3 separate regions of the Homo sapiens genome follow, and regions 1 and 3 are each linked to region 2. A link is an interaction called in ENCODE POLR2A ChIA-PET data of the cell type or tissue named here. Cell type or tissue: HepG2. All regions are shown on one strand. Each heading gives the region's core, and the rest is flanking DNA. Links, peaks and the distances in the headings are about the cores only.

The links. ChIA-PET counts read pairs that join two places held together with the same protein. Peaks named below come from ENCODE experiments on the same cell type or tissue, not always from the same donor. Only the 100,000 strongest peaks of a DNase experiment are listed, where the experiment ranks them.
Region 1: POLR2A ChIA-PET joins it to region 2 with 8 read pairs; 4 of 35 experiments call an interaction of 5 or more read pairs at or near these places.
Region 3: POLR2A ChIA-PET joins it to region 2 with 5 read pairs; 12 of 35 experiments call an interaction of 5 or more read pairs at or near these places.

The regions. Positions count from the first base shown.
Region 1 is chr16:15,484,813-15,495,535 of GRCh38, forward strand. The region is part of intron 1 of MPV17L-BMERB1 (MPV17L-BMERB1 readthrough); the gene reads left to right. The region is part of intron 1 of BMERB1 (bMERB domain containing 1); the gene reads left to right. Among named protein-coding and RNA genes, the nearest start is that of BMERB1, 56 kb to the left of the region's middle. RefSeq lists an enhancer at 8,730-9,929. In HepG2, for the core only: no CTCF peak of the experiment used is centred there; a DNase peak (open chromatin) is centred at 4,869.
Region 2 is chr16:15,571,891-15,582,613 of GRCh38, forward strand. It overlaps MPV17L-BMERB1 (MPV17L-BMERB1 readthrough), which reads left to right. Exons shown (of 6, transcript NM_001414674.1): 4 at 9,327-9,441. It overlaps BMERB1 (bMERB domain containing 1), which reads left to right. Exons shown (of 6, transcript NM_033201.3): 4 at 9,327-9,441. Among named protein-coding and RNA genes, the nearest start is that of MIR6506, 34 kb to the right of the region's middle. RefSeq lists an enhancer at 7,256-7,756. In HepG2, for the core only: no CTCF peak of the experiment used is centred there; DNase peaks (open chromatin) are centred at 3,951, 4,591 and 5,101; H3K4me3 peaks cover 1,408 bases.
Region 3 is chr16:15,654,216-15,664,938 of GRCh38, forward strand. It overlaps NDE1 (nudE neurodevelopment protein 1), which reads left to right. Exons shown (of 9, transcript NM_017668.3): 2 at 10,521-10,646. The coding sequence starts at 10,564. Among named protein-coding and RNA genes, the nearest start is that of NDE1, 9.3 kb to the left of the region's middle. In HepG2, for the core only: no CTCF peak of the experiment used is centred there; no DNase peak of the experiment used is centred there.

The DNA of each region.
Region 1 (10,723 bases), core at 2,480-6,479, 87 kb before region 2:
ACCTCTAGATGCCAAACATTTTCATCATCCCACAAGGAAACCACTTACCCATTGACCCCTTATCCACAGTAGTCACTGTACTTCAAGGTTTCCCATATCCCATATCCAGCGTGGCTGGATCCAAGGGATCAAATGCCATCAGTAGGACTCAGTTTTTCTGCATCTACTTGTGTTGGCTTCACTCTCGGGCAGATGCTTTCCATATGGCAATCCCAGTGGCTCTAAGCTTACATTAGCCATCAGGTAGCAATCCCAACAGAGAGAGATCGTTTCATTAGAAGTTTCAATGGAAGTCATGGGACTGAGTATTATTGCCTCAACTTGGATAATTTGCCCATGGCTGAACTGATTACCATGGTGGGGGAGAGGGGAAGAGGTGGCGGTAGAATATTCTGATTGGCCAGGTTCTGGGTCGTATGTTCATTCCTCCAAATTGCATTCAGAAAATGGGTGCTGGATGGGGCAAAAAATCAGGTGTCATTCAAAGTTCACTAGGCTTAGGGAGCTGGGCTCAGAGGCCAGAGGCCTGATCTTGATCTTGTCATCACTTAGCAAATCTCCTGGCCATTCAGGCCTTCACACTTCCTGTCTGTAAATGGGTTTATCACCACTCATTCAAGTCCTAATTATTACCAGCGCTGAGAAACCAATACTTTCTTTTTCCATCTCGCTTGTGTAATTTCTTCGGAGAAGCATTTGGATGGTCTCTGAACCATTTTTACCCTGAGAAATGGGACTTAGGAAATTATGCAGCCACATTTTATATCCATTCTGGTCATTTCAGTAATTGGTTCTGAGACACTATTTCCCCGAGCACCATCCCAAGTATAAACTACTATTTCCATCTGTGTTACTGGAGGAAACTGGGGAAAGACATTTGTGGGTTTTTTCCCCCCCAGGCCAAAAAAAAAAAGCAAACAAACAACAACAAGAAAAACTAAAGTAGAGCCCAAAACCAATTTGTTGGTTCCCAGCTTGGCTTAGGCACCATTCTAAGCATATTCCACTAGTCCCTCCATCTCCAAACTAGTCATTCTTGGGAGCTGACCTACTTAGTGCACAGCAAAGGAAATAAACAGAAATCCAGCAAGTCCATCATTTGAGAGGCCCATGCTGATGACTCAGAGAATATATAAAATGGCAGGTTGGCCAGGTGTAGTGGCTCATGCCTGTAATCCTAGCACTTTGGGAGACTGAGGTGGGTGGATCACCTGAGGTCAGGAGTTCAAGACCAGGCTGGCCAACATGGTGAAACCTTGTCTCTACTAAAAATACAAAAATTAGCCAGGTGTGGTGGCACAATCGCTGGAACTTGGGAGGCAGAGACTGCAGTGAGCCGAGATCGTGCCACTATACTCCAGCCTGGGCAACAGAGCAAGACTCCATCTCAAAAAAAAAAAAAAAAAGCCAGGTTGTTTTGCTCTTAATCGGGTTACGTTTGAGGATTCTTTTGGTTCTAGGTGACCAAAACCCACTGGGTTCAGCCAAAAGTGGATATTGTTGAAGGATTCTAGGGTGTCTCACAGAACACAGGGCCATGGTTCCACTGGAATTCAGGAAGGGGATAGAGTCCATTGTGAATCAAGGAGGTCCCTCCCACCACCTCTACCTCTTGACTGTTTTTCTCCATGTCTCCTCTATTCTTCTATCTCATGGGAGAGTGACAGAAGTCAGGTTGAGACTGGAATCTTAATCTCAGCACCAAAAGCTCAGGGAAGGAGCCTATTGGTCCAGCTTGGGCCAGATGTTGACACCTGATCCAATCAAATATGGAGAGGGGATGTGAGTTCCATTGTATCAACATGATCGTGTTAGTGGTCCAGAAATACTTCTGAGGGAAAAAAAGGTGTATGTTACACAGTGATATCAATTAAATTCTAAACTATAGTGAAATATTATTGTCATTTCCACCTCTTTTAAATAAATCTGAGATGGTCTAACCCCTAGCATAGTTCAGTTTCTGGGTCTAGATTACTGGGGTTTGAATCCTGGCCCCAATATTTGCTGTGTGATCTTAGGCAAATTACTTAACCTGTCTCTGTGCCTTCGTTTTGTCATCTACAAAATGGGTATAATAATATTACTTACCTGACAGCATGGTTGGAGCCATTAAATGTGTTAATGTAAGTAAAATGCTCAGAACTCTGCCTGGCAAATAGTAAAGATTTAACAAATAGCTATTATTATTACTGTAAAGTTCATTTCATTATGACAGATTGTTTTTCAGATTATTCAAAATATAGAAGATGTTTAAAAGGGAATTTCTATGATAATGGGAAAATAGGGCTGAATAACCATTACTAAGATTGAATATATCATTGCTATTGCCCTTGAATTCTATAATTTGAATTCATATTATTTGAATTCTAGACGGTACTTTTGATTTATAACCTTAAAAGCTTTAGTAAGGGTTTCTTCTAAACAGCCTTATATAAAATAATAGCAATTCTTGCCATCTTACCTAGCAGGAAAAACCAATTGTTTTATCAAGTTTGCCAGCATAAGATTGAAATTTAAAGCCTTTAATATCTTAGTTTATAAAAGACAAGTTACAGAATGTCTCTTTCCTGGATGTCTTAGAATTACAGTATCTTTTAGGGCAGGAGTCTGTGAACCTTTGCTTAAAGGACTCATGGTAAATATTTTTGTCTTTGAGGGCCATATTGTTAAAGGAAAGGGGTCCCGATCCAGACCCCAAGAGAGGATTCTTAGATATTGTGCAAGAAAGAACTCAAGGCGAATCCATAGAGTAAAATGAAAGCAAGTTTATTTATTAAGTTTCTTAAGTTATTAAGAAAGTAAAGAAATAAAAGAATGGCTACTCCACAGCCAGAACAGCAGCTTGGACTGCTCAACTCATAATGCTTAACAGTTTTTTCTAAATTATATGCTAAACAAGGGGCGAATTATTCATGAGTTTTCTGGGAAAGAGGTGGGCAATTCCCACAGCTGAGGGTTCCTCCACTTTTAAGACTATATAAGGTAACTGACATTGCCATGGCATTTGTAAACAGTCCTGGCGCTGGTGGGCGGGTCTTTTAGCATGGTAATGCATTATAATTAGTGTGGAATGAGTAGTGAGGATGACCAGAGATCATGTGCGTTGCCCTCTTGGTTTTGGTGGCTTTTGGCCAGCTTCTTTACCGCAACCTGTTTTATCGGTCAGGTCTTTGTGACCTGTATCTTGTGCCGTCCTCCTAGCTCATCCTGTGACTTAGAATGCCTAACCTCCTGGGAATGCAGCCCAATAGGTCTCCGCCTCATTTTACCCAGCCCCTATTCAAGATGGTGTTGTTCTGGTTCAAACGCTTCTGACAGTATGGTCTCTGTCCCAGCTACTCAGCCCTGCTGTAACACAAAAGCAGTCATCAACAGTACCTAAACAAATGGGCATGGATGTGTTCTAATAAAGCTTTATTTATAGATGCTGAAATCTGAATTTTTTGCAGTTTTCATTTGATTCCACGCTGACCCCTTGCCCCCCGTCCAAATATTCACAAATGTAAAAGCCATTCTTGTCTCACAGGCTGCACAAAAAGAAGTGATGGGCTGGAGATGGCCTTGGGGCCATATTTTTCATACCCTGCTTTAGGAGACAGTGCATTAGCATTCTGACAGCAGGCAGGGGAGGTACAAGATGACTGTCTACTGCCTCTTGGGTTCTAACACCCCAGATGCATGTTGACCCCCTGCTGCTTCTCATCATGCGTTTCTCTTAAAAGATACATAGTATTTGTGGGGCTGGGCGCGGTGGCCCACATCTGTAATCCCAGCACTTTGGGAGGCCGAGGCGGGTGGATCACGAGGTCAGGAGAGCAAGACCGTCCTGGCTAACACAGTGAAACCCCATCTCTACTAAAAAAAAAAAAAAAATACAAAAATTAGCTGGGCGTGGTGGTGGGTGTCTGTGGTCCCAGGTACCCCGGAGGCTGAGGCAGGAGAATGGCGTGAACCGAGATCGCGCCACTGCACTCCAGCCTGGGCAACAGAGCGAGACTCCGTCTCAAAAAAAAAAAAAACAAAGATATATAGTATTTGTGTGACTTTCTTGGTTTTGTGCAACAGAAAACTCAACCCAAACTGCATATGCAAAAAAAAAAAAAAAAAAAAAGGAATGTACTAACCGGGGTTTCTACACTCTAGGGGTGGTTGAGGCAGGAGTCCAAAGTCTATCTGTTTATCCCTCAGCTTTTATCCCCTCCATGAGGGCTTTGTTCTTAGGATTCAGGGTTTCTTTTCCCCCAGGGGGGTTCACAGCAAAGTTCTGGGTCTGACTACTTCTGGTGTGTATCTGATCCTATATCTATCTGAATCTGAACGGGAAGGGAACACAGTGAGCACCTTAGGCCACACCTGGGTAGGGTAAGCCCCATTAAATTTGCAAGTCCTGGGAGCGGTGGTGCCAGTTGGTTCCCCAAAGGAAACAGGTCCTATTACCTAAGAAAGGTGAATGGATACTGGGAGGCAAATCAACAAATGTCCATTGCACATGAGGACATCACACTGTGACATTTAGAATCTAAATGCTCTGAACAAAATGTATAGGGGACCTTCCAGGAACGGGAAATTGCTGTTCCTACCCCCTCTTTTTGGAGAAATTGCTGTTCCTCCCATTGGCAAAATTCCCCTCGCAGGTTCCAGCTTCTTTCTCTTAGAACAGACCTTCTGGTTTGGCAAGCCCAGTCCCACATCGAGGTTTAGTTCTGGACTTCTGTGCAGGGTCATGGCACTCGCTTGATTGAAATTTTGTTTGGGGAAGCAATGACCTGAAGAGCTTACAGCCTGGGTCAACCACTCACCACTCTCAGGAAAAGCAGACAGAGCCAAACTTTCTAGCTGGGCTCAAAATAGCTATTTTCTGACGTGGGTCCTCCATGACTCATGGTGGAGTTTTCCAGGCTCGAGGGGACTGTTGACATTTACTCTGCTCCTCCCACGCCACAGAGTCTAACTTTTTCTATCTTCCCCCAAACATAACTCATTACCTCCAGTTTATCCCATGTACACTTCTTTTTCACCCCAGTTTTCTTTTATTTTCAGCGATCCATTCCAGATCCAATATCTTTTTTTTTGAGATGGAGTCTTGCTCTGTCGCCCAGGCTGCAGTGCAGTGGCTCGATCTCGGCTGGCTGCAAGCTACGCCTCCCGGGTTCACGCCATTCTCCTGCCTCAGCCTTCCGAGTAGCTGGGACTACAGGCGCCCGCCCTCATCCGGCTAATTTTTTGTATTTTTTGTAGAGACGGAGTTTCACCGTATGAGCCAGGATCCTCTCGATCTCCTGACCACATGATCTGCCCACCTCGGCCTCCCCAAGTGCTGGGATTACAGGTGTAAGCCACCTGCACCCAGCCCTCCAGATCCAATATCTTTTTCCTCCATCCTTTGCCAAACCAGGACTTCAGCTTCTGGTTACTGGTGCCCACTTCAAGAGATGCCAGGCAGGGAACTCTCAGGACACATACCAGGCCTGCACTGGCATATGTATTTTTTGGAGACAGGATCTCTGTCACTCAAAATAGAGTGCAGTGGCGTGATCATGGCCCACTGCAGCCTTTAACTCCTAGGCTCAAGTGATCCTCCTGCCTCAACCTTCTGAGTAGCTGGGACCACTGGCATATGCCACCACACCTAGCTAATTTTTCAAAATTTTGTAGAGATGGGGTCTTGCTATGTTGCCCAGGCTGATCTTCAACTCTTGGTCTCAAGCAACCCTCCTGCCTCAACCTCCCATAGTTTTGGGATTACAGGCATGAGCCACTGCACCCAGCCTCGGACTGCTACTTTAGACCCCACTTTCTTGTCCAGGTGTGATCCTGGGTGCGTGTGCCCAGAGACGCCCTGGCTACCTGGGATTCATCCATCAAACACCTGGTCATTCAGCCAATTCTGTGCGAACAGCACCTTCCCGGCTGTCCCACCCTCTGCAAAGATCTGTGATGCTGGAAAGTTGTGTGTGGCTAAGTCGGAAGAAGTGAAGTTCATCTGCATAAGTGCAGTAGTGTATTTATTGATTTTTATTCTTATTTTTTATTTTTATTTATTTATTTGAGACAGGGTCTTGCTCTGTCACCCAGGCTGTGGTGCAGTGGCATGATCTCAGCTCACTGTAACCTCCACCGCCTTCTGGGCTTGAGCAATCCTCCCACCTCAGCCTCCCGAGTAGCTGGGACCAGAGGCACACCCACCATGCCCGGCTATTTTGGTTTTTGTATTTTTTGTAGAGATGAGGTCTTGATATATTGCCCAGGCTGGTCTCGAACTCCTGAGCTCAAGTAATCTTCCCGCCTCGGCCTCCCAAAGTGTTGGGATTACAGGCGTGAGCCACCACGCCCAGTCCAGTAGTGCATTTACTGATAGCACTTACTGCAGCTATTTTCTTTTATTGCATTTACTGCATTCCTGCTATGTCCCAGGCTTTGCACACATTAGTAGGCGTTCGATCCTTTAACAATTCTTTGAGGCAGTAGCAGGTCTTCCTATTTCTATACTTGCTCCCTTAGTAGATCACACTCTCATGGGAAACACAGTGACTTTTTTTTTTCTTTCTTTCTTTTTTTCAGACAGAGTTTCCCTCTTGTTGCCCAGTCTGGAGTGCAATGGTGAGATCTTGGCTCACTGCCTCAGCCTCCCAAGTAGCTGGGATTACCTGCCACCACGCCCAGCCTGATTGTATTTTTTAAAATTAAAATTGAAATACCATCAATAGGTTGACCACTAGGACTAAAATCCAAACTTTTCAGTGTGGCCTATAGGCCGGGCATCATGGGGCCACTTCCTGTCTCTCCATCTTGGAACACCCCTTCCCTTCCTCATTTTGCTCCACCCACATCTGCCTTTTCTCTTTCTTTTAGAGACAGGATCTCACTGTGTTGTCACCTCTCACAGCTTCTGCACTCGTGGATCCTCTATCTGAAGCATTCTTCCCCCTCCGTCTTCCCAGGCCAGCTTCTGCTGGTCATTCAGTGTCAGCTCAAATGCCACTTTCTCATAGAGGTCTTCTGTGACCCCGCTATCTGGAGGAGTCCCCGGGATCAATCACTGTCTACCCCCGTAATGGCATTTTACTCTCTTCCTAGCCCTGTCCACCTAAATGATGTTGTTTGTTTATCTTTTGGCTTGCTGTCTGTCTTCATCAGGAGGATGGATGTTTCATTTCTGCATGCCTAGCTCCTAGAATATTGCCTGGTGTGTGGCGGGCATGTTGAATAAACAAAGAGCCCCCAAATGACATAGGAGGCCATGCCATGTGCCCCAGTCCCTGCAGAGGAGCGACCATCCACCAGCAGACCCTGTGTCTTTGAAAGGAATTCCAGAGAGAGTAAAAATCAGTGCCTATGAAAAGTATCCCAACTGGCTGCACCATTGCCTAGCTTTTGTGCTCAGTGTTTTTGGTTTTGTTTTTTCGACATCATTGGCTTTTAAAGCCAGGTCAACCTTTGGACTTGAACCCTCAGGTTTTGCATCTCCCGCTGCACTGCTGGGCAGTCGACCCTTCCCAAACCACCAGTTCTAGCTGAGACACACACGAGGTTCTGGATTTTTGCTCCACCAGCAGGTGATCCTCTTCATCTTCCATTGCAGGCATCTTTTTCTTTAATTATAAAAATAACACCATACTCCACTCTCAAGGAAGCACTCATAACTCCCTACCCTATAAGTGTGGGCTGTGTATAGTGACTTCCTTCCAAAGAGGAAGTGAAAGGAGAAACTTTACAATGGAGAAACCTGGCAGACACTCCCTCAGCCAGGGGCTCAAGGTCAGCATCAACAGTGCCAACTCATCTTGATGGGATGTACCACGGATGTGAAGTGATGAGAATGGTGGCCGGGCACCATGGCTCACACCTGTATTCCCAGCACTTTGGGAGGCTGAGGCGGGTGGATTACCTGAGGTCAGGGGTTTGAGACCAGCTTCACCAACATGGCGAAACCTTGTCTCTACTAAAAATACAAAAACTAGCCAGGCATGGTGGCACACACCTGTAGTCCCAGCTACTCGGGAGGCTAAGGCAGGAGAATCGCTTGAACCCAGGAGGCGGAGGTTGCAGTGAGCTGAGATCATGCCACTGCACTCCAGCCTGAGTGACAATATGAGATTCCATCTCAAAAAAAAAGAAAAAAAAGAAGAAAGTGATGAGAATGGTGACTTACCTCTGCAGTCTTCTCTCCAAACTCACAACTTGTCTCACCATCAGAAAAACTCAAAATTAAAGGGTATTCCACTACAAAATACCTGTGCAGTACCCCTTAAAACTGTCAAGGGCAGGCTGGGCTCATGCCTGTAATCCCAGCACTTTGGGAGGCTGAGGTGGGCAGATCACCTGAGTTCAGGAGTTCAAGACCAGCCTGACCAACATGGAGAAACCCCGTCTCCACTAAAAATACAAAATTAGCCAGGCGTGGTGGTGCATGCCTGTACTGCCCCCTACTCGGGAGGCTGAGGCAGGAGAATCGCTTGAACCCAGGAGGCGGAGGTTGCAGTGAGCTGAGATCATGCTACTGCACCTGAGAAACTGTCACAGTGTAGAAGAGTCTAAGAAGACACAAGGACTGAATGTCATGCACTGTCCTCGATGGGATCCTGGAATGGAAAAAGAACATTGGCGGAAAAACAAGGAAATCTGAACAGAGTATGCATTTTAATCTTTTTTTAAATCCCCTAAGGATTTCCAGTACTGATGCTTTGCCTTTGTGCTTGAGATCCCTGTTTAGAGCCACATCTCCCTTCTGGTGTGGATTTTCAGTCCGACATGAATGCTTCCAGATTTGCTTCCTTCCTTCTTCTGCCATGATCTGACTCTCCCTCTGACTTCACATTGAACTGGACCCGTTCACGCCTGCACACATCCTGTTTTTCCCCTGGCTGCTCTTCCCTGCGTCCCCCCTCCGCAGACCACCCTCATTCAGATGAGGATATATCCCACCCTATTTCTTGGGCTTACCTTTCTGAATGAAAATAATGTTCCTGGTGCAATTTATCTCTCCTGTCAAATTTCCAGCCTGCAGGGAATTAAATGAGGCACATGATTTTCAGGCTAAGCAGTTTTTAAAAACTGAAATATTACTTTAGACAGGCCCAATTTATTTTCCTCTGGATTCTCATCATTTTAACCCCGCCAAGCACATGGTTTTAAGCAGCTCCATCTGCTCCTCTAACCATCCTTGCGTGACCTGGGCCCTTGACTGACTTCTGAATTGGTTTGTAAATTGGAAGAATTAGGGAGTCGGTTAAGATGCATGAATCATAGCTCAGGATAGATTTATAATTGTCTGTTTTCATGAACTCATTCTGAGATTGCAGGGATGGGGGATATTTCAGAACAAATGGACCTTGAGTAACAGAATGAACCTACAGAAGTGCCGAAAAAGATTTGTTGTTTATGCAATTTTAACCGGGCAATTGTTGTTATTATAGGTTTATCAATTTCCACAATTTTAATTCCACAGCCCTAATGATTTGCTTTGAATTAGGAAGTATATACTTTATTCTCTCATATGGTCCCAAAGGGCCTTAGAAAGCAATCGGAGCCCTTCTGCTTGTCATTGGAAGAAATATGACAGCATGGTTTGGTGATTCATTGAAGGTCACTTTGAAGTGTTGGGGAGAGGACACTGAGTAATGTAAAATGACATTACAATTTGTTAAATAATTTGCCGGAACTCTTGTGTCATCTCTTTCAAAGTCTCACCCTGGAAATAACACACACGTAATTCAAATGCAATCTTTCTGGAAGTCCCACCTGGGAACTGCAGTCCCAATCTGTGGCAAAGTCTTGTGAATATCCTTAATGTGATAAAACTTTGCCTTAGACGGAGTTTGCTTTTTGGAATAACCAAAGTCATTCTGGGCCAAGGTGTTTGAATAAAGTGGTTGATCAAATGAAATTTAATGTAAAGTTATTTTAACTGCTTTTCTTGAGTAACGCATAAACTGATTTGAAAGCAACAAAGAATTTGTTTATTACTACCTCTCCTTATTCCAGAAAGGACTTAATGATCTTATTGGAGCCTTAAAAAAGTTTTAAAAGGCTCAAGAAATGTTGGTAAATTTCCTTTTTTTTATCTTTTTTTTTTTTTTTTTTTTTTTTGAGAAGGAGTCTTGCTCTGTTGCCCAGGCTGGAGTGCAGTGGCTCGATCTCAGCTCACTGCAATCTCTGCCTCCCGGGTTTAAGTGATTCTTGTGCCTCAGCCTCCAGAGTAGCTGGGATTACAGGCATGCGCCACCACCCCTGGCTAATTTTTGTATTTTTAGTAAAGGTGGGGTTTCACCACGTTGGCCAAGCTGGTCTCGAACTCCTGACCTCAAGTGATCCGCCTACCTCGGCCTTCCAAAGTGCTGGGATTACAGGTGTGAGCCATCACGCCCGGCCTAATTTACTTTTATTATTATTATTATTATTGTTGTTGTTTGAGACGGAGTTTCGCTCTGTTGCCTGTTGCCAGGCTGGAGTGCAGTGGCGTGATCTCCACCTCCTGGGTTCAAGCGATTCTCCTGCCTCAGCCTCCCAAGTAGCTGGGACTGTAGGCGTGCACCACCATGCCCAGCTAAGTTTTTTGTTTTTTGTTTTTTGAGACAGAGTCTCGCTCTGTCACCCAGGCTGGAGTGCAGTGGCATGATCTTGGCTCACTACAAGCTCCGCCTCCCGGGTTCACACCATTCTCCTGCCTCAGCCTCCCAAGTAGCTGGGACTACAGGCATCTGCCACCACGCCTGGCTAATTT
Region 2 (10,723 bases), core at 2,698-6,697:
CCAGAGAATGCAATCCTCCCCTTCCTGCCCTCTCTTTCCCCTTTAAATATTGAAGTCCTTAAGATCCTCTGCAGAAAAAAGCACAGGCCGGGGATCCTATTGCTGCCTGTGTCTCTTTTTCCCAGGTGCCTCCTCGACTTTGGCAAAATAAACCTCCAGATTGATTGAGACCTTCTCAGACACTTTGCAGCTTACAGCTCCCACATAAGAACTACTACTTTAGTAATTAGAGTGCAGCAATCTGGGTTTGAATTCAGCCTTAGCAGGCAGGTGAACTTCGTGAAAGTTCGCGACTTAATTTCTCTGAGCCTTGAATTCCTTGTTGGGAAAATGAGGCCAATAATACTACCCCCCGCATGGTTGTTGTGAATATCCCATAAATAACAAAGGCAAGGTGTAGGAGTCTTCCACACAGTCTTGTTGTAAGGGTAGTGTGCGCAATGACAGTAGAACTGAATCCTCTAGCTTTCGTGAGCATTTACTAGGTGCCCAGCACTGTGTAGGCCCTAAGGATAAACGAGTGAATAGACTTTCCTAGTTGAAAGAGAGCGACAGCTAGTGGGTATGGGGTTTCTTCTGGGGGTGATTAAAATGTTCTAAAATGGATTGTGGTGATGGTTGCACAACTCTGCAAATACACTTGGAACAGATGAACTGCATGGTATGTGAATCATATTGCAATAAAGCTGTTACCAAAAAAAGTTAAATGTCAAACATAAAACAACGAAGGAATGAGGGAAAAGTACCAAAGTCTATTCTCCACCCACTAGAAACCCCAATGCAATTGATCTGGCATTGTTGGCTTTGGACTCTGGCATTGTAATAGAACTCAACTTGTGATATGGTTTGGCTGTGTTCCCACCCAAATCTCATCTTGAATTGTAGCTCCTATAATCCCCGTGTGTTGTGGGAGGGACCCAGTAGGAGATGATTGAATCATGGGGGACAGTTTCCCCCATACTATTCTCATGGTAGTGAAGAAGTCTCATGAGAGCTGATGGTTTTATAAGGGGTTTCCCCTTTCGCTTGATTCTCATTTTCTGTGCTGCCTGCTGCCAAGTAAGACGTGCCTTTTGCCTTCTGCCGTGATTGTGAGGCCTCCCCAGCCACGTGGAACTGTGAGTCCATTAAACCTCTTTTTCTTTATAAATTACCCAGTTGCGGGTATGTTTTTATCAGCAGCGTGAAAATGGACTAATACAACTAGGGTCTGCTTTCCTGGCACAGTAAGACCAGCTGTCTCCCCAGAGTTTTTGCAGTGGTAAAAAGGAAACAGTTTATTTGCAAGGCTCCAAGCCAGGAGGACTGGGCAGCTAATGCTTCAAGCCTGACCTCCTCAATGGCTTATAGGTAATGTTCTGTCCAACAGGTTCACCTTGCCCTCTGCCTAGACAAACCTGACTTATCAAGACTGGGGAATTACAATAGAGAAAGAGTAATTCATGCATAGCCGGCTGAGGGAGACTGGAGTTTTATTATTCCTCAAATCAGTGCCCCTGAGCATTCCAGGATCAGAGTTTTTAAAGACGATTTGGTGGATGGGGGTGGGGGTGCAGTGAGAATGGAGTGCTGATTGGTTGGGTCGGAGATGAAATCACAGGGAGCCGAAGCTGTCCTCTTGCACTGAGTCAGTTCCTGGGTTGGGGCCACAAGGTCAGATGAGCCACTTTATCTGGGTGGTACCCACTGACCCATCAAGTGCACGGTCTGCAAAATACCTCAAGCATTGATCTTGGTTTTTACAATAGTGGTGTTATCTTCAGGAGTAATCTGGGGAGGGTCAGCATCTTGTAGCCTCCAGCTGCATGATTCCTAAACCATAATTCCTAATCTTGTGCTTAATTTGTTAAGTCCATTTTCACACTGCTGTCAAGAACTGCCCAAGACTGGGTATAACGGAAAGAGGTTTCATTGACTCACAGTTCGGCATAGCTGGGGAAGCCTCAGGAAACTTACAATCATGGTGGAAGGTCAAGGAGAAGCAAGGCACTCTCTTCACAAGGTGACAGGAAGGAGAATGAACGCAGGAGGAACTGCCCAACCCTTATAAAACCATCAGATCTCATGGAACTCACTCACTATCATAATTCCTAATCTTCTGGTTAATTTGTTAAGTCCATTTTCACACTGCTGTCAAGAACTGCCCAAGACTGGGTATAAAGGAAAGAGGTTTCATTGACTCACAGTTCGGCATAGCTGGGGAAGCCTCAGGAAACTTACAATCATGGTGGAAGGTGAAGGAGAAGCAAGGCACTCTCTTCACAAGGTGACAGGAAGGAGAATGAACGCAGGAGGAACTGCCCAACCCTTATAAAACCATCAGATCTCATGGGAACTCGCTCACTATCACGAGAACAGCATGGGGAAACTGCCTGCGTGATTCAGTCACCTCCACCTGGTCTCTCCTTTGACACGTGGGGATGATGGGGATTATAATTCAAGATGAGTTTTGGGTGGCGACACAAAGCCTAACCGTATCACCTACAAATGCAGTCTAGTTCCCAGGCAAGAAGGGAGTTTGTTTTGGGAAAAGGCTGTTATCGTCTTTGTTTTAAATGATAAAGTAAGTTCCTCCCATAGTTAGTTCAGCCTATGCCCAGTAATGAACAAGGACAGCTTGGAGGTTAGAAGCAAGATGGAGTTGATTAGGTCAGATCTCTTTCACTGTCTCTTATAATTTTGCAATGGCGATTTCAGTGCAGGTTTTTAAAGGCAGGGGTAAATTTCAGTCAAGCAGAAGTTACAGGCAAAATTGTAAATCAATACATTGAGATTACATATCAATTTTGGCCTAAAAGGGCTGCATACGTTGAAGCTGGGGCTCACAGGTCATAGGTAGATTGAAAGATTTTCTAATTTGCAATTGGTTAAGGAAGAGAAGCTTTGTTTAAAAATCGGGGGTCAAGGCCAGGTGCAGTGGCTCACGCGTATAATCCCAGCACCCTGGGAGGCCGAAGTGGGCAGATTGCTTGAGGCCAAGAGTTGGAGACCAGCCTGGCCAACATGGCGAGACCCCCGTCTCTACTAAAATTACAAAAATTAGCCGCGTGTGGTGGCGCCTGCCTGTACTTCCAGCTACTCGGGAGACTGAGGCAGGAGAATTGCTTGAACTCGGGAGAGGGGGGTTGCAGTGAGCCAAGATTGTGCCACTGCACTCCAGCCTGGGCGACAAAGCAAGACTCTGCCTCAAATAAATAAATAAATAAAAATAATAAAAATCGGGGGTCAGCAGAAAAGAATGGCATCCCTGGCCCATGGGTGTGACTCCCTCCAGGCCTCTCTGGAAGACACTTAGAACAAGGAAAGATGGTCAGAATTCAGTCCTTAGTCTTCCTTTATCTGACGTCTATATGCCAGTGGATCCATTTGGTAGGGTCCTGGGTTTCTGAAAAACAACTCAGACATATATGCTAAGATGTTTATCTTCAGTTTCTATAGAAAACAAAACATCTCCAGATTCTAACTTCCTTGGCTATTGTTTTAGGCTACTATTACCTTCTTACTGATAAGTTGCTTATTGACTTTTCAAGGCTAGCTAGGTGCCTAGAATTTCCTTTGAGGGAACTCAAGATTTTCCTTTATTTCCATGCTTGGGGTGGGGGTCTCCCACAGACCCCAAAAGGGAGTCCCTGTGTTACTGGTGGAAGGTGTCCAGGTTCTTGGTGTTTTGAACAAAGAATTGGACAAAATGCACACACAAACAAAATAAGCGAGGAAAGAATGAAGCAACAAAAGCAGAAATTTATTGAAAATGAAAGTACACTCCATAGGGTGGGAGTGTGCCTGAGCATAGGGGCTCAGGAGCCCCAATACAGAATTTTCTGAGGTTTAAATACCCTCTAGAGGTTTCCCGTTGGCTACTTGGTGTACACCCTATGTAAATGAAGTAGTGGCCCACAATTAGTCTGATTGGTCGCAGAAAGCTTTTGCAGTTGCTTTCTGCGACCAATCAGATATACTTTCAATTTCTCATGTGACACACAGAAAAGGAGGAGGGTTTGCAAAGGGAGTAGCCTCCAGTCCTTTTGTTACTTATGTGTGGAAAGTTGGGGTTTTTCTTTTGATTTAGTTCTAGGAAGTTGGCCCTAGGTTCCCTGCCTCCAGACCATATTCTCCTGCCTCACCTGATCCATCTCAGCATTAGTAATTTTTTTTTTTTTTTTTTTGAGACAGAGTCTTGCTCTGTCACCCAGGCTGGAGTGCAGTGGCGAGATCTGGGTTCACTGCAGTCTCCGCCTCCGGGGTTCAAGTGAAGTGATTCTCCTGCCTCAGCCTCCTGAGTAGCTGGGACTACAGGCGCCCGCCACCATGCCCGGCAAATTTTGTTTTTGTATTTTTAGTAGAGACTGGGTTTCACTGTGTTAGCCAGGATGGTCTCAACCTCCTGATCTCGTGATCTGCCCGCCTCGGCCTACCAAAGTGCTGGAATTACAGGTGTGAGCCACCGCGCCTAGCCGAGCATTGGCAATTTTTAAAGCTTTGCACCTGATTGTGATAAGCAGGGACGGTTAGGAACCGCCAGGCCTGTTCCCCTCTCTCATTTCACAATTCTCCAAGGATTAGTCTGGCTGAAAGGTACAGAAACCCATCCAAGCTTATGTAAGCACAAAACAAACAATTACTGGAAGGACAGTGGAGTCTCCTGAAGCCCTAGGGCATTACATTCATTTCCCAGAGCTGCCTAACAAATTGGTGCAAACTGGATGGCTTAAGCAACAGAAATGTATTCTCTCTCGGTTCTGGATGTATTCTCTTTCGGTTCTGGAGGCCAGACATCCAAAATCGAGGTGTCAACAGGGCCTTGTTCCCTGCTAAGGCTCTAGAGGAGACTCCTTTGCCTCTTAGCTTCTGGTAGTGTTAGTGAAGTAGTGTTGTTGACTGGGGTAAATACCCAAGGTTCGTTGTCTCTCTCCAAGCAGATTAAGGACACAGACACTGACATACAGAGGAGTGAGTTTAGGAGTGGAGGTTTAATAGGCAAAAGAAAGAGAAAAGGGAACAGCTCTCTCGGTCTCTCTCGAGAAGTCCCTGAATGGGAATTCCGGCCTGTGGCAGACTGCACCAAATTTTATAGACAAGCTTGAGGAGGTGGTGTCTGATTTACATAGGGCCCACAGATTGGTTGGAGCAGGTGTGACGTTTGCATAGTGCATGGGAAGGCTGGCCACCCCACCCTAATCTTATCATGCAAATGAACTTTCCACTTGGGCGGCGCCATGTTGTCTTCTCCTTACTGTACACATGGCTGGCAAAGAGAAGGGAGCGTGGAGCCGCCATTTTGAACATACCTAGACCAGGTGGCCTTTTCCTATGGGCACAGCTGCCAGCATTCACCCGTGTAAGCTTCCAGCTCCCTTGACTATGTCTACAGCTCGATTTTACTGGCTGCTCCTTGTTAGAAAAGAAAATGATTTGGGGGTTGCTTTTCATTAAAAGGAAAACCTTACCGAGGACTTCCTTACCCTATCTGCCTAAATAATTTCTTCTTCACTCCTGTATCATTAGCAGTAGCAAATCCATACGAGTCTGAAGCAACTTGATACTTGCCTCCTCAGAGGAAATAATTCCACCAGCGGGCATAAGGCAGAGTGAGAGACCGAGGCAAGTTTTAGAGAAGGAGCAAAAGTTTATTAACAAGTTTTAGAGCAGGAATGAAAGGCAGTAAAGGACACTTGGAAGACGGCCAAGTGGGTGATTTGAGAGATCCAAGTGCACCGCTTGACCTTTGATTTGGGGTTTTATATGTTGGCATGTTCCGGGGTTTTATATGTTGGCATATTCCAGGGTTTTATGTCTCTCCTCCCTTCATTTTCCCTCAGGGCAGGTTGTGCGCATGCGCAGTGGCCTGCCAGCGCTTGGGAGAGGCTGCAAACACAGTGTATTTACAGAAGTCATGGGCCTGATTATTTGAGATGTTTTTCCCTCACCAGTTGAGTGTTCCTAGAGGAAGGTCATATACCAGTTAGACTCCGCCATTTTGCCTCTTAATGTGCATGCTTGAGCCCAGTTGCCCAACTCCTGAGATCTCATCGGGAAACCGCTGATAACTTCAGGTGTTTTCTGTCTGTTGGGAGATGGCCTTTCCCTGGCACCAGCTGTGACCAATTATTATTTTAGAGAGACAATTTTAACAACTGCCTGACATCACCTGATGGTTGCCTGGCATTCCTTGGGGGGGAAATCCCCTCTCCTTTCTTGCTCATGGCTGCCTGGCTACCTACTCTAACAGTAACACACACAATTCTTGGCATTGCTTGCCTTCTGGTTGCACCACTTCAATCTCTGCCTCCATCTTCACGTGACCCTGTGTGTGTCTGTGTGTCTTCTCTTCTCCTCTTTTTTTTTTTTTTTTTCTAAAAGACAGGGTCTGGCTGTGTTGCCCAGGCTGGTCTAGAACTCCCAGGCTTAAGTGATCCTCCTGCTTCAGCCTCCCAAGTAGCTGGGATTACAGGTTCAGGCCACCATGCTTGGGTCTCTTTCCTCTTCTCATAAGGACACAAGTCATTGGGTTTAGGGTCCATGCTAATAAGTATGACCTCATTTTAGCTTAACTATTATAATTACATGTGCAAAGCAACTTACAAATTACTTTGGAAATAGAGTATTTCCAAATAGAAGAGATATAAACTGGGGAAAACTATTTCCAAATAGGGCACACATGAACTTTGGGGGTGCCTTAGTCTCTGTGGCTTGCTCTAGACCGGGGGCTTGTAAACAACATTTATTACAGTTCTGGAGGCTGGGAGGTGCAAGATCAAGGTGTTGGCAGATACAGTGCCTGGTGACGGCCTGTTCCTTATAGATGGTACCTTCTCACTGTGCCTTTGTGTGGTGGAAGGGGCAAACAAGCTCCCTTGGGTCTCTTTTATAAGGGCACTAATTCCATTCATGAGGGTTCTACCTTCATAATCTACTCACTTCCCAAAGGCCTCATTTCTTAATACTATGACCATGGAGGTTAGGATTTCAGTGGGTGGCACCTGTAGGCAAGTGGAAGATGATGGGAAAGGTATGTGGCACACACGCACGTGAGCAGCATTGGCCAATGACTTGGAGACTTGGGCTAGTCATAGGTCTGTGAGCTGACGCAGGCCACTTGTGTGAGTAGGTGGTTTCTCCTGGGAGTTGCTGCAGCTGAGGCTGGGGAATGCCTCTATTGGTGAGTGACAGAACACATGGATGAATGGCTTGGAGACAGAGGTTTGCAGATGTTGGGGGCCCAGCCAGTTGTTGGGTGATTCTGGCTAAGATCTAGAGAGCAGTGGAGGGCACTTGGGAATGTCAGAGTGCTGTCAATGGTTATTTGGAGAGTAAAGTCACACCACGAGCTCCTGAGTGAGCAGGGGTCCTGGTGAGTCGATGGGTGTTGGTGCGTGCTTGGAGAGGGCAGGGAGCGGCTCTGCGGTGCTGACGAGTGATTTGGGGAATCAGACCCAACCCACAAGATTTACCACGGCAGGAGCAGTGACACCATCATCCAATGCACCAATGGCTGGGAATGGGGAGCGGCTGGCAAGCCTATTGCCCTTCTTCGTGCAGTGGTGGACTCCTGGTTAATGAGAGAAACCAACTTTCTGTCCTATCCAAATATTATGTTCTCCTTACCCCTGGTTCTGCTTCCAGATCCAGAAAAAATGATCAACGTCAGTCGTGGGCAGGCAGACAAGCTGTCCCACATTTTTTATTCTGAAGGGATTTGAGCAGAAAGAGCCCAAGTGGGTTTAAGTTTTTGCCTCTTAATTTTCTCAAACCTCATCTTCAGCCCTCTCTCTTTTTTTTATTTTTTCTCTTTGGCATCCTAGCACTTGGTGTTTGGGACAGGGTTAGTGTCATTGGCATGGATGATTTTCTTCTGATAAATTGGTTTACCTTCACCAAAGGGAAAAAAACAACTAGTTCCCTCCCAGCACCCCTATCTGAGCCTCTCCTCACCCCCTGCCTTTGCAGAAGACCCTGGCTTTGTCATGACCATTTACTGAAGGCTCTCAGCCAAGGCCAAGCACTCCACTAAGCCATTTACTAACACTACTGCATTTCAAAATTGTATGCAATTTAGTATGCAGGATGTGCAGGTTTATTACATAGGTAAACGTGGGCCATGGTGGCTTGCTGCACCTGTCAGCCCGACACATAGGTATTAAGCCCAGCATGCATTAGCTATTTTTCCTGATGCTCTCCCTCCCCACACTCACCCTGCCCTCTCAATTTTTTTTTTTTTTTTTAAGAGACAGGGTCTTTCTCTGTTACCCAGGCTGGAGTGCAATGGTGCAATCATAACTCACTGCAGCCTAGAACTCCTGGGCTCAAGAGATCCACCCACCTCAGCCTCCCAAGTAGCTGAGACTACAGGAACACTCCATCACATGTGGCTAATTTACAGAGAAAATTTTTGTAGACATAGGAGGGTCTCACTATGTTGCCCAGGCTGGTCTTGAACTCCTGGCCTCAAGTGATCCTCCTGCCTTGGTCTCCCAAAGTGCTGGGATTACAGGTGGCAGGCACTATGCCCAGCCCATTACTCCCATTTTAAGCCTCACTGTGTATTTTACAGATGAGAAAACTGAAGCTTGAAGAGGTCAAGTTGCTTCTCCAAGTTCATCCAGAGGGTGGAAGGGCAGAGTCAGGTCTCCAATCAATCCTGGCCGCTCAGCTCAAGTGCTTTTTTTTTTTTTTTTGAGACAGAGTCTCGCTCTATCACCCAGGCTAGAGTGCAGTGGTGCGATCTCAGCTCACTGCAAGCTCCACCTCCCGGGTTCATGTCATTCTCCTGCCTCAGCCTCCCGAGTAGCTGGGACTACAGGCACCCGCCACCACACCCGGCGAATTTTTTGTATTTAGTAGAGACGGGGTTCCACCCTGTTAGCCAGGATGGTCTCGATCTCCTGACCTCGTGATCCGCCCACCTTGGCCTCCCAAAGTGCTGGGATTACAGGTGTGAGCCACCGCACCCGGCCAGCTCAAGTGCTTTTAGTGGTCACCCTCTCATCTGTCTCTCTGTAATTTTTTGTTTTTTTTTTCTTTCTTGAAATGAAGTCTCATTCTGTTGCCCAGGCTGGAGTGCAGTGGCGCAGTCTCAGCTCACTGCAACCTCCGCCTCCCAGGTTCAAGCAATTCTCCCGCCTCCCGAGGTGGTGGCTGACAGCCTCCCGAGTAGCTGGAATTCCAGGTGTGTGCCACCACGCCTGGCTAATTTTTGTATTTTTGGTAGAGATGGGGTTGTTTCACCATGTTGACCAGGCTGGTCTGAAACTCCTGACCTCAAGTGATCCGCCCACCTCAGCCTCCCAAAATGCTCATCTGTCTCCTTGTTGATGTCTTCTTTCCAGAAAAAGAAAAAACCAAACTGCAGAAGCAGAGAGAGGATGAGCTAATCCAGAAGATCCACAAACTGGTGCAGAAGAGAGACTTCCTGGTGGACGATGCGGAGGTCGAGCGGTTAAGGTGAGTGCACTGCGGGTACCCGATCACTGGGCTGCAGGACAGCAACCTTCTGCTTCCTTCCAGAACCCATCTTCTGCTCCTGGGACTCACAGCCTTGCCTAACAGGCATGGCCTTGATCCACAGTCTCTGGACACTGAATCCCAAGGAACCCCAGCCTTCTGGCTTGAGAATTCATTTTGTATATAAGAGAATTTCAAATCTGTGCCTCTTGAGGGAATGTTGTTCCAGGAAGTGACCAGGGAGGAGTCACATCCCATAATACATGGCAGAGCTTCCTTCACATCCTGTCACTCCTGAAGGCAATGTCTTGAAACTTCTGCTATCAGTTTCTACCGAAACTCTGCCACCTGAACTGACTTGCTCCCAACCTCTGTCCTCCCAACCTCCCAGCTTTGTTCTCCCCTTTCCCTTCCCCTTAGTGGCGCCAATGCCCTTTTCTAAGTATCAGGGTCTTCTCTTTGCATCTGCTGCCTTGACCTCGACAACCACAGCCCTGGAGCTGCAGTGTAAAAACATGTTGTAAATGTTGAAAATGTGGAAAGCTGTACATGTTGGTTCTTGATTTTTGTTTCCTTACACCAGAGCAAAGCTTTTAGGGCCTTTCACAAGGAAAAAGGCCCTTCCAACCCAGAGGGCAACTTGCTCTTTATTGTCTGTGTTCTCAGAGACCTTTCTTCAAGGGTCCTGGGACTAGCAGTTCCACTGCCCTTCTTCATGCTGCAATGGACTTCTGGTTAATGAGAGAAACCAACTTTTCCCTCCTATCCAAATATTATATTCTATGGTCGGGTACAGTGGCTGACGCCTGTAATCCCAGCGCTTCTGGGAGGCCAAGGTGGGTGGATCACCTGAGGTCAGGAGTTCAAGACCAGCCTGGGCAACATGGTGAAACCCCGTCTCTACTAAAACTACAGAAATTAGCCGGGCGTGGTGGTGCATGCCTGTAATCCCAGCTACTTGGGAGGCTGAGGCAGGAAACAATCATTTGAACCCAGGAGGCAGAGGTTGCAGTGAGCCAAGATTGCACCAATGCACTCTAGCCTGGGTGACAGAGTGAGATTCCATCTCAAAAACAAAACAAAACAAAAAATACAGAAAACTACAACAAATATTATATTCTCCTTACCTCCGGTTCTGCTTCCAGATCTAGAAGAAATTATCAATGCCAGTCTTGGGCAGGCAGACAAGCTGCCCCAACATAGTGAGACCCCCCTATCTCTACAATTTTTTTTTTTAATTAACTAGGAGTGGTGGAGTGCTCCTGTAGTCTCAGCTACTTGG
Region 3 (10,723 bases), core at 995-4,994, 81 kb after region 2:
GCATGTGGGGTGCATTTTTAAGATAGCAGGTGCAAAGTTGTATATACTGAGACCAGGCATTAACACTTGCCTATTACAGTGCCTTTTAAAACACTATGTGAGGGCCGGGTGCAATGGCTCACACCTGTAATCCCAGCACTTTGGGAGGCCTAGGTGGGCAGATCACCTGAGGTCAGGAGATCGAGACCAGCCTGGCCAACGTGGCGAAACCCCGTCTCTCCTAAAAATACAAAAAATTAGCCAGTCGTGGTGGCATGCACCTGTAATCCGAGGTACTAGGGACGCTGAGGTAGGAGAATCGCTTGAAGCTGCGAGGCAGAGGTTGCAGTGAGCTGAGATCACACCACTGCACTCCAGCCTGGGCAACAGAGAAAGAGATTCCGACTCAAAAAAAAAAAAAACAAAAAAAAAAAAAACAAAACTGGACCAAATGAAACAAGTGAATCTGATCTGCAGTCAGTCAGTTTGCAACCCCTGGGAAGCCTTGGACTTGAATGCAAAGATCCCTTGAACTTGGATCTAGTTTGCCTCTGCTGCTCACATGCACATTTAGAGATGGCCAAGGCATACGGTGTTTCTGCTTCCAAGAAACAGAGTGGTTGTCCTGTTTAGCCATCTCTTACAGTCACACAGCTTAAAGAAGATAATGTTTGCAAACAATTTTTGAAATGTCTAGCACACAGCAAACAGAAGGTCAAATTCAGTACTTAATGCTGATAAAATAAGAGAACCCTTGCAAGTCATGTTGCCTGCTTTCTGCCACAGAGAGTACTGCAATAGAACTTTCTGACGTTTTCATGTTGTTTATTTATTTATTTTTTGAGACAGAGTCTTGCTCTTGTGCCCAGGCTGGAGTGCAGTGGTACAATTTCTGCTCACTGCAACCTCTGCCTCTGGGTTCAAGCAATTCTTGGGCCTCAGCCACCCAAGTAGCTGGAATTATAGGTGCGCTCTACCACACCTGGCTAATTTTTGTGTTTCTAGTAGAGACAGGGTTTCACCATGTTGCCCAGGCTGGTCTTGAACCCCTGGGCTCAAGCAATCCACCCACCTCAGCCTCCCAAAGTGCTGGGACTACAGGCGTGCATCGTGACGCCCTGCTGATTTGTGTATTTTTAGTAGAGACGGGGTTCACCTTGTGCTGGTCTCAAACTCCTGGGCTCAAGCAATCTGCCCACCTCAGTCTGCCAAAGTGCTGGGATTACAGGCGTGAGCCATCGTGCCCGGCCTCTCTCTGACATTTTTGAATGGCAAAGGCAAAAATCTTATACTTTTAAGGATGTGGAGAAATAGGAACACTTTTACACTGTTGGTGGGACTGTAAACTAGTTCAACCATTGTAGAAGTCAGTGTGGTGATTCCTCAGGGATCTAGAACTGGAAATACCATTTGACCCAGCCATCGCATTACTGGGTATATACCCAAAGGACTATAAATCATGCTTCTATAAAGACACATGCACACGTATGTTTATTGCGGCATTATTCACAATAGCAAAGACTTGGAACCAACCCAAATGTCCAGCAATGATAGACTGGATTAAGAAAACGTGGCACATATACACCATGGAATACTATGCAGCCATAAAAAATGATGAGTTCATGTCCTTTGTAGGGACATGGATGAAATTGGAAATCATCATTCTCAGTAAACTATTGCAAGAACAAAAAACCAAACACCGCATATTCTCACTCATAGGTGGGAATTGAACAACGAGAACACATGGACACAGGAAGGGGAACATCACACTCTGGGGACTGTTGTGGGGTGGGGGGAGGGGGGAGGGATAGCATTGGGAGATATACCTAATGCTAGATGACGAGTTAGTGGGTGCAGCACACCAGCATGGCACATGTATACATATGTAACTAACCTGCACATTGTGCACATGTACCCTAAAACTTAAAGTATAATAATAATAAAGAAAAAGAAAAAAAAAGATTGCTGTTTTATGATAAAGTGAAGTGCAGCTGTTACTTCTTCCTTCTTTGCTTCCAGCATCTCTCTTCCCTAAGGATTGCTTTTAAAATGTAAGAGTTTTTGGTTGAAATGCTGTTCCTGTGGTTTTTGTCTCTTGGTTGGAGTGAAAGATTTTGCAGGCTGTGATACAAATCCAGTTCTCTGCTTATTTTCTCCTCAGTCCTTGAAATCCAAAACCAGATCCCTCCCATTGGCCCGTTGTAATTAGAACCTGCCCCACAATAGACGCACCTCCTAAAGCATCTCAGATTCATTTCTTTCCTGAGGATTAAGTTTTTAAACCTTCCTGGCCAAGATAACAGTGTTTTAAGAGGCTCTTTTCTTTTATTATTATTATTATTATTATTACTCTTTTCTTTTTTTGAGATGGAGTCTTGCTCTGTCACCCAGGCTGGAGTGCAGTGGCAGGATCTCTGCTCACTGGAACCTCCACCTCCCGGGTTCAAGAGTTTCTTCTGTTTCAGCCTCCTGAGTAGATGGGATTACAGGCATGTGCCACCATGCCCAGCTAATTTTTGTATTTTTAGCAGAGATGGGGTTTTACCATGTTGGCCAGGCTGGTCTCGAACTCCTGGCTTCAAGTGATCTACCCGCTGTGGCCTCCCAAAGTATCAGGATTACAGGCATGAGCCACAGCACCCTGCCAGGCTTGGGTGTTCAAGGAAGAGAAAGAAGGCAGTGTGGCTGGGACATAAGTGAATGAGAGGTGGTAGGGTAAGAAATGTGTAGAAAACTATGCAGGGGCCTGATCACATTGGATCTTGCACATCTTTTTCCAAACCTCAGGAGGAGTCATTCTGCTTTTGTTGTTACTGGTTCCTCACTTCCGCACTTTATTGTATGCTGACAACCTTCCATACCATGGGACTGAGACTGCCCTCAATAGTATCACCAATGTCTTTTTTTGTTTTTTTTTTTTGAGGCAGAGTTTCACTCTTGTCGTCCAGGTTGGAGTGCAATGGCGTGATCTTGGCTCACTGCAACCTCCGCCTCCTGGGTTCAAGCGATTTTCCTGCCTCAGTCTTCCGAGTAGCTGGGGTTACAGGAGCCTGCCACCACACCTGGCTAATTTCTTGTATTTTTAGTGGAAATGGAGTTTCACCATGTTGGCCAGGCTGGTCTTGAACTCCTGACCTCAGGTGAACCACCCGCCTTGGCTTCCCAAAGTGTTGGGATTACAGGCATGAGCCAACGCACCCAGCCACCAATATCTTAATGGCCACACAGTGCTCATTGATAGATGCCTTGGCCCTGGGCTATTGTTGCTATAGAATTGGTTTGATGAGTACATATTACATGAGATCTGGGCTCATTAGAGCTTATGGCTTGAGCAGGGACTCCTTGGCCTAGGTTTATGCTGCTCCTGGCCTTGTTAATGACTGCTATTAACACTCTACCCCCTTTTTATTTTTTTGAGATGGGGTCTTGTTCTGTCGCCCAGGCTGGGAGGCTGGAATGCAGTGATCTTGGCTCACTGCAGCCTCCGCTTCTCAGGCTTAAGTGATTTTTCCTGCTTCATCCTTCTGAGTAGCTGGGACTACAGGCACGCACCGCCGTGCCCGTTTGATTTTTGTTTTTGTTTTTTTAGTAGACACGGGGTTTCACCATGTTGCCCAGGCTGGTCTCAAACTCCTGACCTCAAGTGATCTGTCTGCCTCGGCCTCACAAAGGGCTGGGATTACAGGCATGAGCCATTGCGCCAGGCACCACTCTACCCTTTTGACTTTGAGCAAGTAAGGTCGTTGATTCCATACATTCATTAAGATTCCTGCGTGGCAGAAATCTAACCCCAACTGGTATAACCAAGACAAGGAATTGATTATCTCATAACCTTAAATCAGGTGTGGCTGCATCTAGGTGTTCAAATGATATTGTCAGGACCCAGGCTCTCCATCCCTTGGCCCAGCTTTCCTCTGTTTTGGCTTCACTCTGAGGCAGGCTCTCCCTTGTGATAGCAAGATGACCACCGGCAGTTTCAGGCTTACCTCCGGCTTCAGGCTTACCTCCAGCTTCAGGCTTACCTTACCAACCCTAGTGGAAAGAGAGTTTCATTTTTGACAGCTATGCAAAAGGTCTGGACCTGGGCCCTCACTGGCTTAGTATGGGTTAGGCCCATCCTTAAGCCAATCATTGGCTCAGCATGGGTTAGATCCGTGACTGTCACTGGCTGAGCATGGGGGTTAGGCTCACCCTATCATTGGCTCTGCGTGAATTAGGCCCACCTCTGTCACTGGCTCATCGTGGGTTAGGCCCACCCATGAGCTGATCACTAAGGTCGTGAATAGGCATATGCCTCTTCCCAGGTGTGGAGGATGATGTCAGATCCCTCTGAACTCATGAAATGAGTAGGGTATTCTCCCAAGGGAATATTGTGCTGTCACAGAAGATGGAAAAATGAATGCATGTCTGGAAAAAACAAGCAAAACTACAAATCATTAGCTTTATATGACATTTATTTATTTTTTGTTTATATGTTTTTGAAATGGAGTCTTGCTCTGTTGCCCAGGCTGGAGTGCAGTGGTGTGATCGTGGTTCACTGCAACCTCTGGCTCCCGGGTTCAAGCGATTCTCATGCCTTAGCCTCCCGAGTAGTTGGGATCATAGGTGCCTGCCACCACACCCAGCTAATTTTTGTGCTTTTAGTGTAGACAGGATTTTACCATGTTGGCCAAGCTTGTCTTGAACTCTTGACCTCAAGTCATCTGCCTGCCTCAGCTTCCCAAAGTGTTGAGATTACAGGCATGAGCCACCACGTCTGGCCAGCTTTGTATGACATTTCGCCTTTCTGCCTTGATCAAACTTTCAGAGAATCTGCTTTCCAGAGGGATGAGTGGGTCGGGAAATAGCATGTTTTCTCTGAATGAGGGAAAGGATTGAAAAAGTAGGAGGGAGAAAGGATGTGAATATGAGTCCCAACAAATGCAGAGTTATCGGTAAGTTTTGTGCTTGAATCTAGGTACAATTGTGCATTTCCTGGTTCTGCATGAATTAGGCCCACCTCTGTCATTGGCTCAACATGGGTGAGGCTCACTAACTTCCACCAGAAGTTAGTGGTGGTGTCTGTGTTGACACTTACATGTTTAGCCTAATGATTTCATGTTTTAACCAAAACTATATAGCTTGTTGGTTATATCTTAGAAAGTGATGGTTTTTGCTCATTCTTTTGTCCCCAGGGATACACACCAGCCTCTAAGTTCTCTTGAGGGAAGGAAGGGACCTTGCACACAATCTTTTTTTTTTTTTTTTTTTTTTTTTTTTTGAGAGGAAGTCTCACTCTGTCACCCAGGCTGGAGTGCAGTGGTGCGATCTCGGCTCACTACAACCTCTGCCTTCTGGGTTCAAGTGATTCTCCCGCCTCAGCCTCCCGAGTAGTGGGGATTACAGGCGCACACCACCATGCCCGGCTAATTTTTATATTTTTAGTAGAGATGGGGTTTCAGTGTGTTGGCCAGGCTGGTTTCAGACTCCTGAGCTCAGGTGATTCACCTGCCCTGGCCTCCCAAAGTACTGGGATTACAGGTGTGAGCCACTGCGCCCGGCCTTGGACACAATCTTTTTTTTTTTTTTTTTTGAGACGGAGTCTCGCTCTGTCACTCAGGCTGGAGTGCAGTGGCACGATCTCAGCTCATTGCAACCTCCACCTCCTGGGTTCAAGCAATTCTCCTGCCTTAGCCGCCTGAGTAGCTGGGACTACAGGTACCTGCCACTGCGCCCGCCTAATTTTTGTATTTTTAGTAGAGATGGGGTTTCACCATATTGGCCAGGCTGGTCTCAAACTCCTGACCTTGTGATCTGCCCGCCTCGGCCTCCCAAAGTGCTGGGATTACAGATGCGAGCCACTGAGTCTGGCCTGGACACAATCTTACTTGGATTCCTCATGCCCTTTTGACAAGCTCAGAGCCTCAAATAAATTCAGAAAATAGGTGATTACATCAAACAGCCTCTATCAACAGGGAGTATACAAACCGTTAGCCCAACTGTTAATAGAAGTCTGCTTTCTTGCTGGGTGTGGTGGCTCACACCTAGAATCCTAGTGCTTTGGGAGTACAAGGCAGGAGGATCGCTTGAGCCCAGGAATTTGAGACCAGCCTAGGCAACATAGTAAGACCCCATCTCTTAAAAAAAAAATTAGCTTGGCGTAGTGGCCTATACCTGTAGTCCCAGCTAGTCAGGAGGCTGAGGCAGGAGGATCAGTGCCGCCTAGGAGTTCAAAGATGCAGTGAGCTATGATTGTGTCACTGCACTCCAGCTGGGTTGACAGATTGAGACCCTATCTCTTAAAAAAAAAATTGCTTCCCTCACCTCTGCTGTGAAACAGCTCAAAGTCCTGAGAGCCAAGGCCCCTACCGCCCACATCCTCTAGCTGTTGGCTAATTTATTTCATCGTCTTTTAGGTAATTCTCCAGAATTCCATCGCTTTCCTCTTTTTCACCTCCCAGTTACTCCTGCACTCAGTTCTTCGTCTTTCCTCCTCCACTGTGTAGAAACTGTTCTTGCTCACACCGCCAGTGACCGACTTTCGCTCAGCCTTGTGGATATTTTCCAGCCCTTATCTTCCCTGCTTCTCTGTTGCATCCTTGTGACACTGGAATGTTTCCCTTTTTTCCCTTGAAACCGCCCACTCCCAGGACAGCACAGTCTTCCTGATTCTCATCTCTCTCACTCTGTTTCTTCTCTGCCTCCTTCGGTTACCATTTCTTAAACTGCCCACCTTTCCAATATTGGCATTCTTCACTGTTCCATACACAGTCCCTAGGCGATTCTTCCATGGTCACGAGGAAAAGAGAAAAACCAGCTATAGACGCATGACTTTCAAATGGATATTGTTGACCCAATTTCAACCCTGAGTTTCAGCTGCGATATTGCATCTTGGTGTGTCATGGACATGTCAAGCTGTGAATGTCTGAGACTGGGTTTGTTATCTCTCCTTAACCCACCCACCTACCCAAGAGTTTTACTTGTTTTTTTTTTTTTTTTGAGTCTCGCTCTGTCACCCAGGCTGGAGTGCAGTGGCGCCATCTCGGCTCACTGCAAGCTCCGCCTCCCGGGTTCAAGCCATTCTCCTGCCTCAGCCTCCTGACTAGCTGGGACTACAGGCACCCGCTGCCAGGCCTGGATAATTTTTTGTATTTTTAATAGAGACAGTGTTTCACCATGTTAGCCAGAATGGTCTTGATCTCCTAACCTCGTGATCCACCTGCCTCGGCCTCCCAAAGTGCTGGGATTACAGGTGTGAGCCACCGCGCCCGGCCGAGTTTTCCTTTTGATTGTCCTTTTTTTTTGAGACGGGATCTTGCTGTGTTGCCCAGGCTGGAGTACAGTGGCATGGTCATGGGTCACTGCAGCCTCGACCTCTCCTTGCCCCTCATCCTCTCGAGTAGCTGGAACTACAGACACACCACCATGACCAGCTAGTTTTTGTATTTTTTGTAGAGATAGGGTCTCACCAGGTTGCCCAGGCTGGTCTGGAACTCCTGGGCTCAAGCATTCCACCTGCTTTGGCCTACCAATGTGCTGGGATTACAGGTGCGAGGCACTGCACCCAGCCACCTTCTGGAAGTCTTTATCTCTGGTGATGGGGATGGTGGCGGCACCCAATTGCCTAAGGTAGAGCCCCAGAAGATGTCCTCACCTCCTTTTTCTCTCTCCCCTGCCCCGAAAAGTCATAATTCATCAAGTTCTGGTAAGTTTGCCTTCTAAATATTTTTGGAGTCCATTTCTGTTCCCTCCATCTTCATTCCTACTTTCTTTTTTTTTAGACAAGGTCTCACTCTCTTGCCCAGGCTGGAGTGCAGTACCGTGATCATAGCTTACTGCAGCCTCAAATTCCTGGACTCATGTGATCCTCCTTCCTCAGCCTCCAGAGTAGCTAGGACTACAGATGTGTTGCACCACACCAGTCTAATTTTTTAAAAAGTTTTTTTGTCAAGGTAGGGTCTTGCTGTGTTTCCCAGGCTGGTCTTGAACTCCTGGTCCCAAGTGGTCCTCTTGCCTTGGCCTCCCATAGTGCTGGGATTATACGTGTGAGCCACTGTACCTGGCCTATTCTCACTTTCTAATTCAGGCCACGTTCCTTTCTCTTTTCTTTTTTTTTTTTTTTTTTTTGAGATGGAGTCTTGATCTGTCGCCCAGGCTTGAGTGCAGTGGCGTGATCTCGGCTCACTGCAAGCTCTGCTTCCCAGGTTCACGCTATTCTCCTGCCTCAGCCTCCCGAGTAGCTGGGACTACAGGCACCTGCCACCACGCCCAGCTAATTTTTTTGTATTTTTAGTAGGGACAGGGTTTCACCGTGTTAGACAGGATGGTCTCAATCTCCTGACCTCATGATCCGCCTGCCTCGGCCTCCCAAAGTGCTGGGATTACAGGCATGAGCCACCGTGCCTGGTCTCTTTTCTTTTTTAAATAGGATCTCACTTCATCACCCAGGCTTTAGTGCAGTGGCACTATCTTGGCTCACCGCAACCTCTGCCTCCTGTGCTCAGGTGATCCTCCCATCTCAGCCTCCTGAGTAGCTGGGAACACAGGCATGTGCCACCACAGCTGGCTGATATTTTTCTATTTTTAGTAGAGACGGAGTTTCTCCATGTTACCCAGGCTGGTCTCAAACTCCCAGGCTCAAGCGATCTGCCTACCTTGGCCTGTCAAAGTGCTGGGATTATAGGCGTGAGCCACTGCACCTGGCCTCCACCTTCCTTTCTTTCTTGCATTGCTGCAGGAGCTCCCCATCTTAGGCCTTGTCCTTCCTCTGCCTGTCCATGGCCACCAGGACCAGCTTTTTAAGCAGGAGAGCCCATCATATCACATCACTCTCTTCCCTAACTTTCTCCAATGGTTTCCCATTGCCACTAAGTTTCTTAACATCTTGCAAAAGCCGTCTGTGACTTAGCCCCTTTATTTCAGTCTGTCCAGGTAGGTTCCCTTCCACTCGTCACCTTTCAACCCAGGCTTACCAGACTCCCTCTAGCTCCCCTACAAGTGCCTGGCTGTTTCTCCTCATTCCTTCTTCCCCTGCTCAATTACCATTGCCTTCCAGTTCTTTCATATTCTTTTTTTTTTTTTTTTGAGACGGAGTCTCATTCTGTCGCCCAGTCTGGAGTGCAGCGGCACGATCTCAGCTCACTGCAACTTCCACCTCCCAGGTTCAAGTGATTCTACCGCCTCAGTCTCCTGAGTAGCTGGGAGTATGGGTGCCCGCCACCACGCCCAGCTAATTTTTGTATTTTTTTTTAGTAGAGACGGAGTTTCACCATATTGGCCAGGCTGGTCTCGAACTCCTGCCCTCGTGATCTGCCTGCCTCAGCCTCCCAGTGTGCTGGGATTACAGGCGTGAGCCACTGCACCTGGCTTTTTCATATTCTTTCACATGCTCCTCATGTGTCGCCTCTTCTAGGAAGCCTTCCTTGACTTTCGGGTTGAGTTTTGAACTTCTTAAATATCCTGGGCACTGATAGAAATGTATTTTCAGGTGCATACATATTTCAGAACACACCAATGTGTATACTCAAATATATGCAATTTATTGCATGTCAAAATCCTGTGCACATTTCTGTGGCTATACTAGGCACATAGTTTTATCATAATTTACATGGGGTTGGGTGCGGTGGTTCACGCCTGTAATACCAGCACTTTGGGAGGCTGAGGTGGGTGGTTCACTTGAGGTCAGGAGTTTGAGACCAGCCTGGCCAACATGGTGAAACCCTGTCTCTACTAAAAATAGAAAAATTAGCCAGGCGTGGTGGCGCATGCCTGTAAAATCGCAGTTGCTCGGGAGGCTGAGGCACAAGAATCATTTGAACCCAGGAGGCAGAGGTTGCAGTGAGCTGAGATCACGCCACTGCACTCCAGCCTGGGTGATAGAGCAAGAGTCTGTCTCAAATAATAATTATAATTATTATTTTATGCGTAATTTCCATTCCAGCCCCCACTCCCCCACTCCCTCCACCAGACTGTGAGGCCCCTTTAGGGAAGGCAGGCATCTTGGAGACGTTTTATGTGGCTCCCTAGGTCCTTTAGTAGGTGCTCAATAAATATTTGCATAGGGATATCCATGAGCCTTGATGTTAACCCAGGGAATATAACAGGTGAGTGGATTGTGTTTTGTTTGGGTTTAGCTTCAGATTTTTGGCAGTATTTAATCATTTAACCCAGCATAAAGTTTATTTATTTATTTATTTATTTTGACACAGAGTCTCGGTCTGTCACTCAAGCTGGAGTGCAGTGGCGCCATCTCGGCTCACTGCAAGCTCCACCTCCTGAGTTCACACCATTCTCCTGCCTCAGCCTCCTGAGTAGCTGGGACTACAGGCACCCGCCACCACACCCAGCTAATTTTTCGTATTTTAGTAGAGACGGGGTTTCACCATGTTAGCTAGGGTGGTCTCGATCTCCTGACCTCGTGATCCGCCCGCCTCAGCCTCCCAAAGTGCTGGGATTATAGGCGTGAGCCACCGCGCCTGGCCAAGTTTTTTTTTTTTTTTCTGTTAAAGGGGATCAGCTGTTTAACCAGATGTGGGTAATCATTTTGAAACCTTCTCTCCTAGACACCATGCCACAAGGAGAGTGATCTCTTCCCCTGTTTTCACAATGGAGGACTCCGGAAAGACTTTCAGCTCCGAGGAGGAAGAAGCTAACTATTGGAAAGATCTGGCGATGACCTACAAACAGAGGTCAGTCCGAGTTCACCTGCTTTTCCTTTTTTTTTTTTTTTTGAGATGGGGTCCTGCTATGTTACCTAGGCTGAGTG